Regions from separate parts of the Homo sapiens genome. Here region 1 is linked to region 2. Evidence: chromatin loops called from intact Hi-C (ENCODE). Cell type or tissue: adrenal gland. All regions are shown on one strand. Links, peaks and the distances in the headings refer to the core of each region. The heading gives the core; the rest is flanking DNA.

What was found. Hi-C counts contacts between places; a loop is a spot of excess contacts. Peaks named below come from ENCODE experiments on the same cell type or tissue, not always from the same donor. Only the 100,000 strongest peaks of a DNase experiment are listed, where the experiment ranks them.
Region 1: it touches region 2 in a loop (2.7-fold over the local background); 91 of 110 quality-filtered maps call a loop at or near these places.

Annotation. Positions count from the first base shown.
Region 1 is chr11:59,184,472-59,189,843 of GRCh38, forward strand. It overlaps DTX4 (deltex E3 ubiquitin ligase 4), which reads left to right. Exons shown (of 9, transcript NM_015177.2): 3 at 4,264-4,325; 4 at 4,691-4,852. LOC124902675 (a long non-coding RNA gene) reads right to left here. Exons shown (of 4, transcript XR_007062682.1): 1 at 5,176-5,372; 2 at 2,219-2,410. Among named protein-coding and RNA genes, the nearest start is that of DTX4, 15 kb to the left of the region's middle. RefSeq lists a silencer at 1,964-2,053. In adrenal gland, for the core only: a CTCF peak has its summit at 1,955 (motif pointing left); a DNase peak (open chromatin) is centred at 1,760; H3K27ac peaks cover 4,182 bases.
Region 2 is chr11:59,282,441-59,287,812 of GRCh38, forward strand. It overlaps the pseudogene LOC643709. Among named protein-coding and RNA genes, the nearest start is that of MPEG1, 72 kb to the left of the region's middle. In adrenal gland, for the core only: a CTCF peak has its summit at 2,262 (motif pointing left); a DNase peak (open chromatin) is centred at 2,212.

The sequences.
Region 1 (5,372 bases), core at 77-5,076, 98 kb before region 2:
AGGCTGCTGTCATTGTGATTGCTGTTATTATTGTTAACAGGTGTCCATGTAGGGGAAGTCAAAGCTGAGTAGGGTCTGACATCCCACCTTGTCTCTGGTGCCCTTGACAAATGCCAAGTGACTTCATTTCCATCACTGAGGGAGAGGCACCCAGGTGGCTTTGAATCTCGATGAGGGAGTGGAGTCAGCAGCTTTATCTATCTTCTTTATTTCCTCTGCCCGCTCATAGAATTGGGGCTAGAGAATGGGTGGAGGTCTGAGCAGTACAGTTTCAAAAGGGCTATAGAAACAAGTTGTTTTCTTTTTTTTCTCTCTACTCTGTTTTCCTGATGAGGGAGGCCCCTGCCTACTCCTCTCGATCTTCCAGCCCTTTGCTTTTCACCTCTTACCACCTCCCTCACCCCCAATCCCATCTTCTCCTCCAGCCTTTCTTGGCCATTTAATTAGCGTGTTTATTCCCTTTGTCTGGCATTGCCATCGACCTTCTGTCATTGCAGGGCCCCTTTCCCCCTCCTCTCTCTGCCCATGACCTCTTCCAGCAACTTTCCCACGGAAAAAGGAAGACCAGGGAGGGCGGGAGGAGTGGGATGAAGAGAAAGGTTTGGGGGCAGGAACAAAAGATCCTGTGAATTATTCAGAGACAGAAGCAGGGGTTTTCTAAAGGGAAGCAAGAAGGGGGCTGTGCAGTGGAGGCAAGCGTCACCCCTCTAGCCCCCTCCTCTAGAGCTGAGGATTCTCTGTCTCCAGCTAGGCCTCAGTTGCCGTAGAGACAAGATCCTTGTCCTGCTGGAGGATTCCTGGACTGGTGCATAACTCCGAGAAAAACACTGCTTCTCATCATGGTGACTGCAGAGATATACTCCCTCCCTCAAAACTCCTTTCTCTGCCACCTTGCCAGCTCTCTTCTCTTGTCTTAGTTTTATGTTTTAGCGACAGAAACAAAAGACCCTCCATATCAGGGAACAGGCCAACTGAATGGGGGCAGGGGGTGTCTTATGATTGGCCAAGCAGTGGTTAGGACAGACAGTTTTGGCTGATGGAGTTGCCTGAAGGATGTGAGATGCATGCCTGCCATTGGGTTGCAGTTTTCTAGGAGAGCTCAGGCTTTTGAAGCTGAGGCCCCAAAAGGGTGTGACCAGCTGGGACTTCATGGGCTGTTCTCCAAGGTTTAACCAGTAATAGTGGGGGAGGTGAGATCAACCGTCTCAAGTACTGCCCAGCACTCAACTTTATGCTGGATACCCATGACCTCGAGAATCAGAAAATTGGAATATTAGAGCAGAAAACGTCTTTATTCAGCCCAATGCCCCTTTTATACTTGGGAGGTAAAAGCATAAACAGTCACCCAAACTTGCACAGGGCTCAGCTGTTTACAGTTAGTTGACCTAGTTCCTAAATCCTCACAGGGACCCCATGGGGCAGACATTTAGGATGCCCTGTTCACGGCTGTGGTAACTTAGATATGGTCAACAGAACGCAGAGAGGCTGTGCGGCTCTCCCAAAGGCAAAGCAGGTCAGTGCTGAGCGGGGCTAAAACAAAGACTCCCTGACTCCAGTGCAGAGCTCCTTCCATTACACGGTTCTGGATTTCACAAGCAAATATACCCCTTCTCCCCAGACCCCTCCTTCCCAGAGCCCAGTGACAAGCCTACCCGCCATGTCATTCCTCTCCTCAAGTGGCAGGGACATGTATCTCTCCCACCTGTTGAACCCATAGTCTTCTTGTGTGTCCCAGGTCCACATGCGGGCCCTTCCCTCCCTCTCTCCACATCTTGCCCCTGAGTTCTTGAGCTGCCTGAAATGTGTGGTGTTCTGGGGATTGGATTATTTCCTGGTTGGCCAGATTGGGTGTGGAAACCTGCCAGTCCAGTTTATGGGAACAAAGGTGGCTTTTGTCACCCAGATCACAGCTACTTATCAGCTGGAGTGGGGGCTCTGAAGATGGCGAGGGAGAAGGTAGGTGCAGGTCTGGGTTCTGAGTGCTGCCCCCTGCTGGGGAGCTGGGAGCAGGACACAGGAAGCCGGGTCTTTTCCCCAAACCTCTCCAGAAAGAGCTGGGCGAGGAGAATCGGCCATAAGTGGAGGACTCAGGGCTTGGGTGGCCATTTTTTTCTCAGATATTGGTGGGAAGTTGTCAGCCAGTTTCCGTAGCGTCTTCTAACCCAAGACCCTCACAGTTTTACAGATGGGGAAATTGAGGCTCAGAAAAGTTAACTACCTTAGCGAGAAACTCCTGGCAGGGATGGGACTTGCACCTGATTTTCCTGACTGCCCATCCACCATACCATGCCTGGCCCTGGGGAGCAGGTCACAGAGTCCAGAAACAAGTCCATTCTTCTTTTCTTGGCCCAGTGGCCCTTGTTTTGTATTCAGCTTTCTCCTCCATCCTCCCATCCTGGTTTGATTTATCCTGGGGACAGTTTCAGAAGAAAAGCGGCTTTGGGTGGCCTGGTGAGACACAAACATTCCCATTCCCACATCTGTTCTTTCACATCCATCTCCCAGCATTGGTGCACATGTCATCATCCCTGGGAAGGGACAGAGCCCCAGGCAGGCTCAAAGTAGGTTAGAGCTGGGGAAGAACCTTCCTTACAGGCATGAGGGGCAGAGACAGACCCCACTGCTTGGCATGGAGGTCCCGTTGCAGCTTTCCCCATTCCTAGTGGTGGGTTTATTCATTACGCTCTCTGAGTTTCTGGTCTATGTTTGCAGTGTGGGATGTTATAAGGATTACGTAAACACAAGAGCCTGGCATAGTAAATGGGCTCTGGTGCCAGATTTTCTGGCTTAGCTGTGTGATCTTACCAAGTTTCCTTAACCTCTCTGTGCCTCAATGTAGTTGTCTCTAAAATGGTGTTAATGACTGCACCTCTTGCATAGGATGTTGGAAGGATCAGACAGGTTTATATGCTGTGAGCAGTTGGAGCCACTGTTGGGGGGAGGTGAGCTCTGTGCATGTTGGTAACTGTAACATGTGAGTGAAGAAGGGCCATGAGCCATGTGTTCACTGCTGACCCCCAGCATCGGGAATAGCAAACAACACAAAGTAGGGCTCAATAAACACTTTTTGGATGGATAAATCAATACATAAATATTCTTTTTTTCCTCCTCTTGCTTTCCCAGCACCATCCTGCCCCCACAGCAGAGCTGTTGGCTTTGCAGGCTGTCTGCCTCCTGGAGTCATCTGTGACCGGGTCCATTAGCCTCTCCAAGCCCAGCTGCAGGAGTGTGGGTGACAGAGAGGATGGCGCAAGACCCAGACCCATGTGTCCCATATTTTCCAAGTCAGCGCTGTGGGAGGGCCGCGCCTTTCCCAGGCAGCTGTGCCATCTCCTCTCCAGCCTGGCTGGAGTTGCTGGGGAGAAGGACAGAAAGGGGAGGAGGCTTTGCCTAATATTTATATATGTCTCAGGGAAAAGGAGAAGTGACAGCTGTTCTAGCAGTGGTTCCAAATGTTAGGCTGGGGATTGCTACATCTGCAGCTTCTCAGGAGCTTTGGGAAATGCAGCTTCTCGTGCTCCACAGGTGGATATTCTGGTCTGGATCTGGGACCTTGTCCTTCTAAAAACATCTTAGGTGACTCTTTTGTACACCCTGGTTTGAACTTGCTTCTTTGTTTTTTCATCCTTCAACAAATATCAATTGAATGCCTACTAGTGCCTGGCTCTGAACAAAACAGACAAAGATATTTTGCCCTTTGTAGAGCCTAGATTCTAGAAGGGGGCATAATAAGCAATAATTTCTTTTAAAGGATCCTAAGTAGAGCAGGAGTCCTGGCGTGGGATGGAGGGGTGGGTAGCAATATTCAATACTATGGTCTCAGGAACCTCACCTGATAGGTAGGATTTAAGCCAGGACTGAAGGAGTTGTAGGAGGAAACTAAGCAGTTGTCTGGTGGAAGGGCATTTTGGGTACAGGGAACAGCATATGCAAAGGCTCTGAGGCAGGAGTGCACCTGGCTCCTTGAGAGCTGAGTGATATGAGAGGAAGCAAGATGAATAAGAGAAGCTGGGTGGCAGTGTTGGCAGATCGTGCTGGGCTCTGTAGGCCTTGCTAGGACTTTAACTTTGACTCTGAGTGAACTGAGGAACATAGTTCTGAGGTTCTGAGTGGTGGCATGACATGGCCTGACTTAGGTTTTGAAGATGTCACTTCCTGCTGTCTGCTGTGTTAAGCACTTAACTGCATTTTATTAGAATTAAATACTGGTCCATTTTGTTCCACGTGTCAAAATGACATTGTATCTGCTCTTTCCTTTCACAGGGTCCCCACAGTCCCAGTGAAGAACCTAAATGGGTCCAGTCCTGTCAACCCTGCCTTGGCAGGTAAGAGAAACCCCAGGATGCTCTGGGTTAAGGTAGAGAAATCAGAGTGATGAAATAGGTCATGAGCATTTGTGGAAAAAAAGGAGAGAATCTAGATATTAATGAAAGCAAATGGTGATTTTAGGAATTGCATGGGAAGGGTATGAAGAGTTTGGAAGAGAACTGATTACTAAAAGGAAAGCATGCAATTGAAGATAAGTGAGTGAATGAATAAGTTTCTGGGGAAAGTACAGGGTAGAGAATCCAGGAATTATGAGAACTTTCTGCTGGAAAGGAGGAGAGTAGGTTAATGGGGAAAGAGGAATTTGGGGAATGTTGAGAGCTAAGTCTCCAGTCTTTCCTCACCCATGCCCTGCCCCTTCCAGGAATCACTGGGATCCTCATGAGTGCAGCGGGGCTGCCTGTGTGTCTCACCAGGCCACCAAAGCTGGTCCTACACCCACCCCCCGTCAGCAAGAGTGAAATAAAATCCATCCCAGGGGTTTCCAACACAAGCCGCAAGACCACCAAAAAACAAGCCAAGAAAGGTACCAGCCTCTTGTCTCGTGGGGTACTGAGAGTCAAAGACTTGGCTGTCAGCCCTGAGTCTGCCTCAACCTCCAAGGGTCATAGCCACGGCTTCACCCTCTGTGCCTCAATTTCTGCATCTGTAAGTGGGCCTAACCAGTAAATCTTGACGATTATACCACAGCTGATGTGTATGGATCAGATGGAAACACCTTGAGAAATAAAAATATACAATGCAAAAGTATAGAAACATAAAAATATAAGGCGTGGTACAAAGAAAATATGTTAGAAGAGAAAGATGACTTTGGCATTGGAACCAAAACAGACTGGATTCAAATCGTACCTTTGTTTCTTGCAAGTTGTGTGACCACATGGAGCCCCTATTTTCTCATCTTTATAATGAAGTAAAAATAGTCACAACTGGTATAACTGGTATCCAGCAGGTATATCCTGGAATGCATCCATGACAGTTAGGAAGTAGTCCCTGTCCTGTGTCCCCCTAGAACCTACAGAAATCTCTGCTCTGAAATCCTCCTTTAG
Region 2 (5,372 bases), core at 305-5,304:
ACATCTTTATCCCATGCTGGATGCTTCCTGCTCTCAAACACTGGACTCCAAGTTCTTCAGTTTTGGGACTCAGGCTGGCTTCCTTGCCCCTCAGCTTGCAGATGGCCTATTGTGGGACCTTGTGATCATGCGAGTTAATAAGAAAATCATATATATATATATATATATATATCATATATATATTTTATATATATATCATATATATATTTTATATATATCTTATATATATGATACGTATCATATAATATATATCTTATATATATGATACGTATCATATATATCTTATATATGATATATATATCTTATTAGTTCTGTCCCTCTAGAGAACTCTAATACAGCAATTAATATTTATACTAAGTATGCTTTCTTAGTTCTCCATGCCCTTAGCACTATCTGTAAAGAGAGATGCTTCCTCACAGCCAATGGGTCTCCCATTAAACACCATCAGGAAATTGACAGGCTACTATTCTCAATCTTCTTTCCATGGGAAGTGGCAGTAATACATTGTAAAGGCCACCAAAAGGGGACAGATAAAATAGCTGAGCGAAGTAAGTTGGCAGACCAAGCTAAATTGGCAGCAAGAGTGCCCCGTATTTCTGATCCACTTGAGGTCCCCCTGATCTGGAAGGGCTCCATAAAAGAAAAACCCTCAATATTCTCCTGTGGAGACATAATGGACCACCTCTCAGGGAAAGAGCTTTCAGCTCTCAGGATGGTGACAATCAGAGGATGGCAATAGGTAAAAATTTATTTAAAACGATCAAACAGATACTTAATGTTTATGAGGCTTGCCTTAAAAATAACTCCAACTAACAGATTCTTCCCCCAGAACACAAAGAATAGGATGCTATTCTATTCCAAGGAAAGACTGGCAGATGGATTTCACCCATATTCCAAGGATAAGGGACATCCAGCATCTCTTCGTATGGGTGGATACCTTCAGTAAGTGGGTAGAAGTATTCCCATGCCAGACAGAGAAAGCCTCTGAGGTAATAAAAGTACTAATCAATGAGATAATTATTTGCTTTGGACTGCCTAAGTACCTCCAGAGTGATAATGGTCTCGAGCTTACTGAACCACAGGGCAATTTCCTCCCACACTCAGCAAGGAAACACCTGAGTTAAATAAAAGAGCCATCCCTGCGATATTTAATGTCACACCGATGCCCATTGCCAGGTTACCAGATATAATTTGGAGAGTCTCATGCCATCTCTGCCTTTAGCAACCTGGTCAAGTATCTGCTGGACTTCTAGGCCACAGAAAGATGGCCACAGAGGGGTGAAGAAATAGGCTGAGGGTTCTTGGGGAGAAAGACACAGTGAGGCAGTAGGAGGTGGGGAAGAAAAGAAGACGGACTTTCACAATGGAATTAGGCACTGGGGAGAGATCAATTTCCCCACGTCAGGGAGAAGAAAGTATAGGTGGGGAAAGGGGTGGCCAGGAGCAGAAGGAAGAGGACTCAAGATGGAAAGGGAGCCGCTGTGCCTGTGGCAATACCACTTGGAGAGGTCGTTTTCATACCTTCAAGCCTTTTCCCCTGGGGTTTTGATTGTGTGGGTGCCCCATTTCTTGTCCTCTCTGCAGATGTCCAGTGAGATTTCCTCCTCCTCGTGCTGTTCTTGTGTGGCTTTCTGGGCAGTAGGGATCTTGAATTTCCTTTCTAACACTACGCCCAGCAAGGCGGGGAGCATTCCTCTGCCCTTTCTCTTGTGCCAACCTGGAAAGGTGCAGTCTAGATTTCAGTGAGAACCCTGCCAGCTGAGCCCTGTGCATCTACTACCTTGACACAGGGTGTTTTCCCACCAGAAGCCCTGCTGTGCTCTCCTGGCCCAAGTAGGGGATTCCATGCCTTCCCTTTCATGGTCTTAGCACCAGCAGCCTAGTTTCTCCCTTCCAGAGTCTCCAGGGATGGCAAATGTAAGTGGAGACAAACCTCGTCAGGTGCCCATCCCCTAAAAGGTTAATTGTGTATACGTGGCTGTGGGTGCCTTTGTGTTTTCATTCTCTTCCGCTTTTTGTTAAATTTGGTTGTCTGTGTGGTTTTATACTTGGTCAAAAGTACTCGTCTTGGTGATGCACTATTGTATGCATGAGAGAATTGGGGGAATGCGCATGTGGTACAAGAAAGAACCCCTGACCCCTTTCCTTCTCTGTGGTCCCCGGCATTAGATTGGGGGTTCTGGGAGAGGCAGGTGAATGTCCTAATGTGAATTGTTCGGTTTGTAACTGGAGTGTTTTGAAGTCTTTGGTGTTGCTCTGAGAGAGGACATCGCCACCTGGTGTTCATGAGGTGTCTGTGCAGAACAATAAATGGCAAATGAACAACCACAAAATTGTTGCTGTTGTTAACCTTCCGCCTTTTGTAGATTAGTGCACCTATTCTGTGAGGGATTTGGGTTGTCTTCCTGAGGGCAACCACAAGCCCTACCACTGGATGCGGGAAAAGTCCCTTCAGCACCCACTTAAAAAATATATCTTCCACATTGTTCTCACCCACACATTTGACCTGGTTAGACTCTTCACCTAACGGAACAGACAATATGGCTGGGAAAATAAGTAAGTGAACATGTGGGAGAAAAACCATCGTTAAAATTGTGAATGTTCATTTTTAAAGGTTCCTTCGCCTGACTACAATATGAAGTATGTTTGAATTGTTGCTTCTGCCTGTTGTTTCTCAAATAAATGTTTAATGTTAATCATCTCAAAACTGACAAGAACACAAAAATAAAATGTAAATGCAGAGCCTCCTTTGTCACCCAAATCTGTGTCTATTTCTGATAGTCCATGGAATGTGGTTTTCTTGGAAGCCAGGGTTGGTCTCCCCACAGACCCTAGCCTAAGGTTACCAGTTAGGGACCCAGGACTTGGAAGGCAGAGCCTGTGAGCTCTTCCATCAGGGATCTGACTCCGCAAAACGACTTGATGAATGCAACTGGCAAACTCCCATGTTCGGACTTCATATGCATGAGCCGTTGGACAGAGGGTTTCTTAGTACATACTTTAATGCATATTTATGTGCGATCTTGTTAGTGGGAATATAAGTTTGTGAAGAACTTCTCATTTCAATAGGCAGTTAATGCATTAAAAGTCTGGGAATTTGGGGCTGTATTTTTCCTTTCTGACTCAATAATCTTCAAAGAATTCATAGGAAAGTCAGTATTTGCAGACAAGTGGTTAACTTGGCTAAAACGTACAAAACACTCAGAACCCACAAAACACTCAGAGGTTTAGAAGAACGTTTTAATGCTTAAGAGGCAGAGTTAAGTAAAGGGGCTATAGAAATCAGTGTCCTTGGCTGGGCAGTCAGGAGAGCAGGGCTCAAATTCTGTGACTCACTTCTCTGTATCTCAGTTGGAAATGAATGGGTATCCTGGTTCCCACCTTCCCACACGCTGTGATACTTCAGACTCCTTGGATGATCTTTTCAGCCCAAGATCTTGATTGTGAACATTAACAAAGAGAACAGTCATCCTTCATAGAAGATAAATCAGTAATGATATTTGATTCAGTGAATAAATGTATCCTTTAAAAAACATTTTGTGGAGGAACATGACAGTGGTGGAGTAATTACAATCAGATGAGATTGGTATTAAAATTGAGTAAAGCCCCAACTGTTGCCAGCTGACAATCATGTGTCCTGCTAACTGCCCCAGGGCTCTCAGCCTGGAACTGAAATAAATGTGTTACAAATGGTGCTGGATGCCTTTTTCAGTTCATTTGAAAACATGGATTTGATCGTGTCAGCTCCCTTTCTGTGGGGAAAAAAAGTAGGGTCCATAATTGGTGTTACCTACTCTGTTTTGGTCTTAGGGAAGAAATAATACTTAGATGTGGGCTTACTTTAACTTCTTGCCTTTTTCACACCCAGAACAATGCAAACTTATTGAAATGTGGCATGTGCGTGTGTGTGTGTGTGTGTGTGTGTGCATATAGCAGGAAGACGGGAAGGGTAAGGACCATCCTTGGAAGAGGAAGGGGTTGTACTTTGGTAACATAGAACATAAAACCATAAAATTTGGTCTATCCAAATCTACAGCTCCTTTCAATGCCCCATTTGTGATGAGCTAACAGGACGGAATCAGGTAGTTGGTTGTGGGTAAGAATTTCAGTTTCTCCTGAGCATGAGAATCTTTTTCAGTTTTTATCTGTCTTTCCTTACTCCTTGTCTACAAACTGTCCCTTCCCCATTGACCTACTAATAGAAGCTTGTATGTTAAAATATTTTTGGAGGACTTCATGACACTAGTCAGAAGTCCAAGAGTGGTCTGGTCTAAGGAAGACTTCATGGGGAAGCTAGAAAAAAGTGGAATTGGTGCAGGCAACATCTTTCTTTTCAGATGCTGTTTAGATGACATGGAGGAGATAACACAGTCTGTCAACAGGGAGCCCTAAAAGTTAAAAAACAGTGGCCAAGCAGGACTTGTGTCTTTTCAGGGTTTTGCCAGGCTCTAGAAGCATGAAATCCAGACAACTTTAAAGGGGGTGTGGGAGAGGAGAGAGAGATGCATTTAAGCAGAAATTCTTACAGCACACACGTTGGAAACCACTGCAGACTTCAGAGTAAATGCATAGTTTCCAAATCCAAATGTTAACATTCCCCCTTCTCTGTTTTTACACAAATGCATTCAGGTGAAGAAAGTGATACATTGGGAAAGGACACCTGCTTCTTATTTTAGTCCCAGGATGGCTTTTGCTTCAAGAGTCCCAACTGTTCCCTCTCCCCAACCCCACCCTTGTCCATGTAGCAATATGAATTGCCTGGCCCAGAGACCTAAACAAGAAGTCACAAATTTCTGTGTGATTTGGTTGCACTTGCCATTTCAACACTTAGGAAAATAGAAGTAATCAGAAATGACCATGCTGTTTGGAGATGAGAGAAACCCTTTTCAGGGAGAGATTTAAGCTGGACTCTGCCCCTGCTCTTCGTCAGGATTGTCTCCAGTTGCTGCAGTGCCTGGAACCAAACTCTGCCTCTTCCAAAATGCCAAGTATCCCCTCTTCTTGAATTTCCGGGTGCCACAGATGGCCAGGGTGATGACAACAGCCAGAATGGTGGTGGCTCCCACTACGATACCAGCCGTAGCCCCTCCTGACAGACCACCACCATCCTTATGGATGGCACTCATGGTGCTGCGCAGCTCTAATTGTTCTCCCAGCCTCCACTGGTGGGTCTGGGAATCTTTAATCTAGGATCTCGCATTCTCAGAACTGGTCACTATGACAGTGTTGGCATCAGCCTCACTCATAAGGGGTGGCTGGGTGAAAGGCGGGAGACTAGCAGGGGGAAGGAACTTTTCTGTAAAGAGCCCAGCCTTGACACAGTAGGACACTTGGCATCCATTGCTGATGAGGGCTAGGTGCTGGCTGAAGCC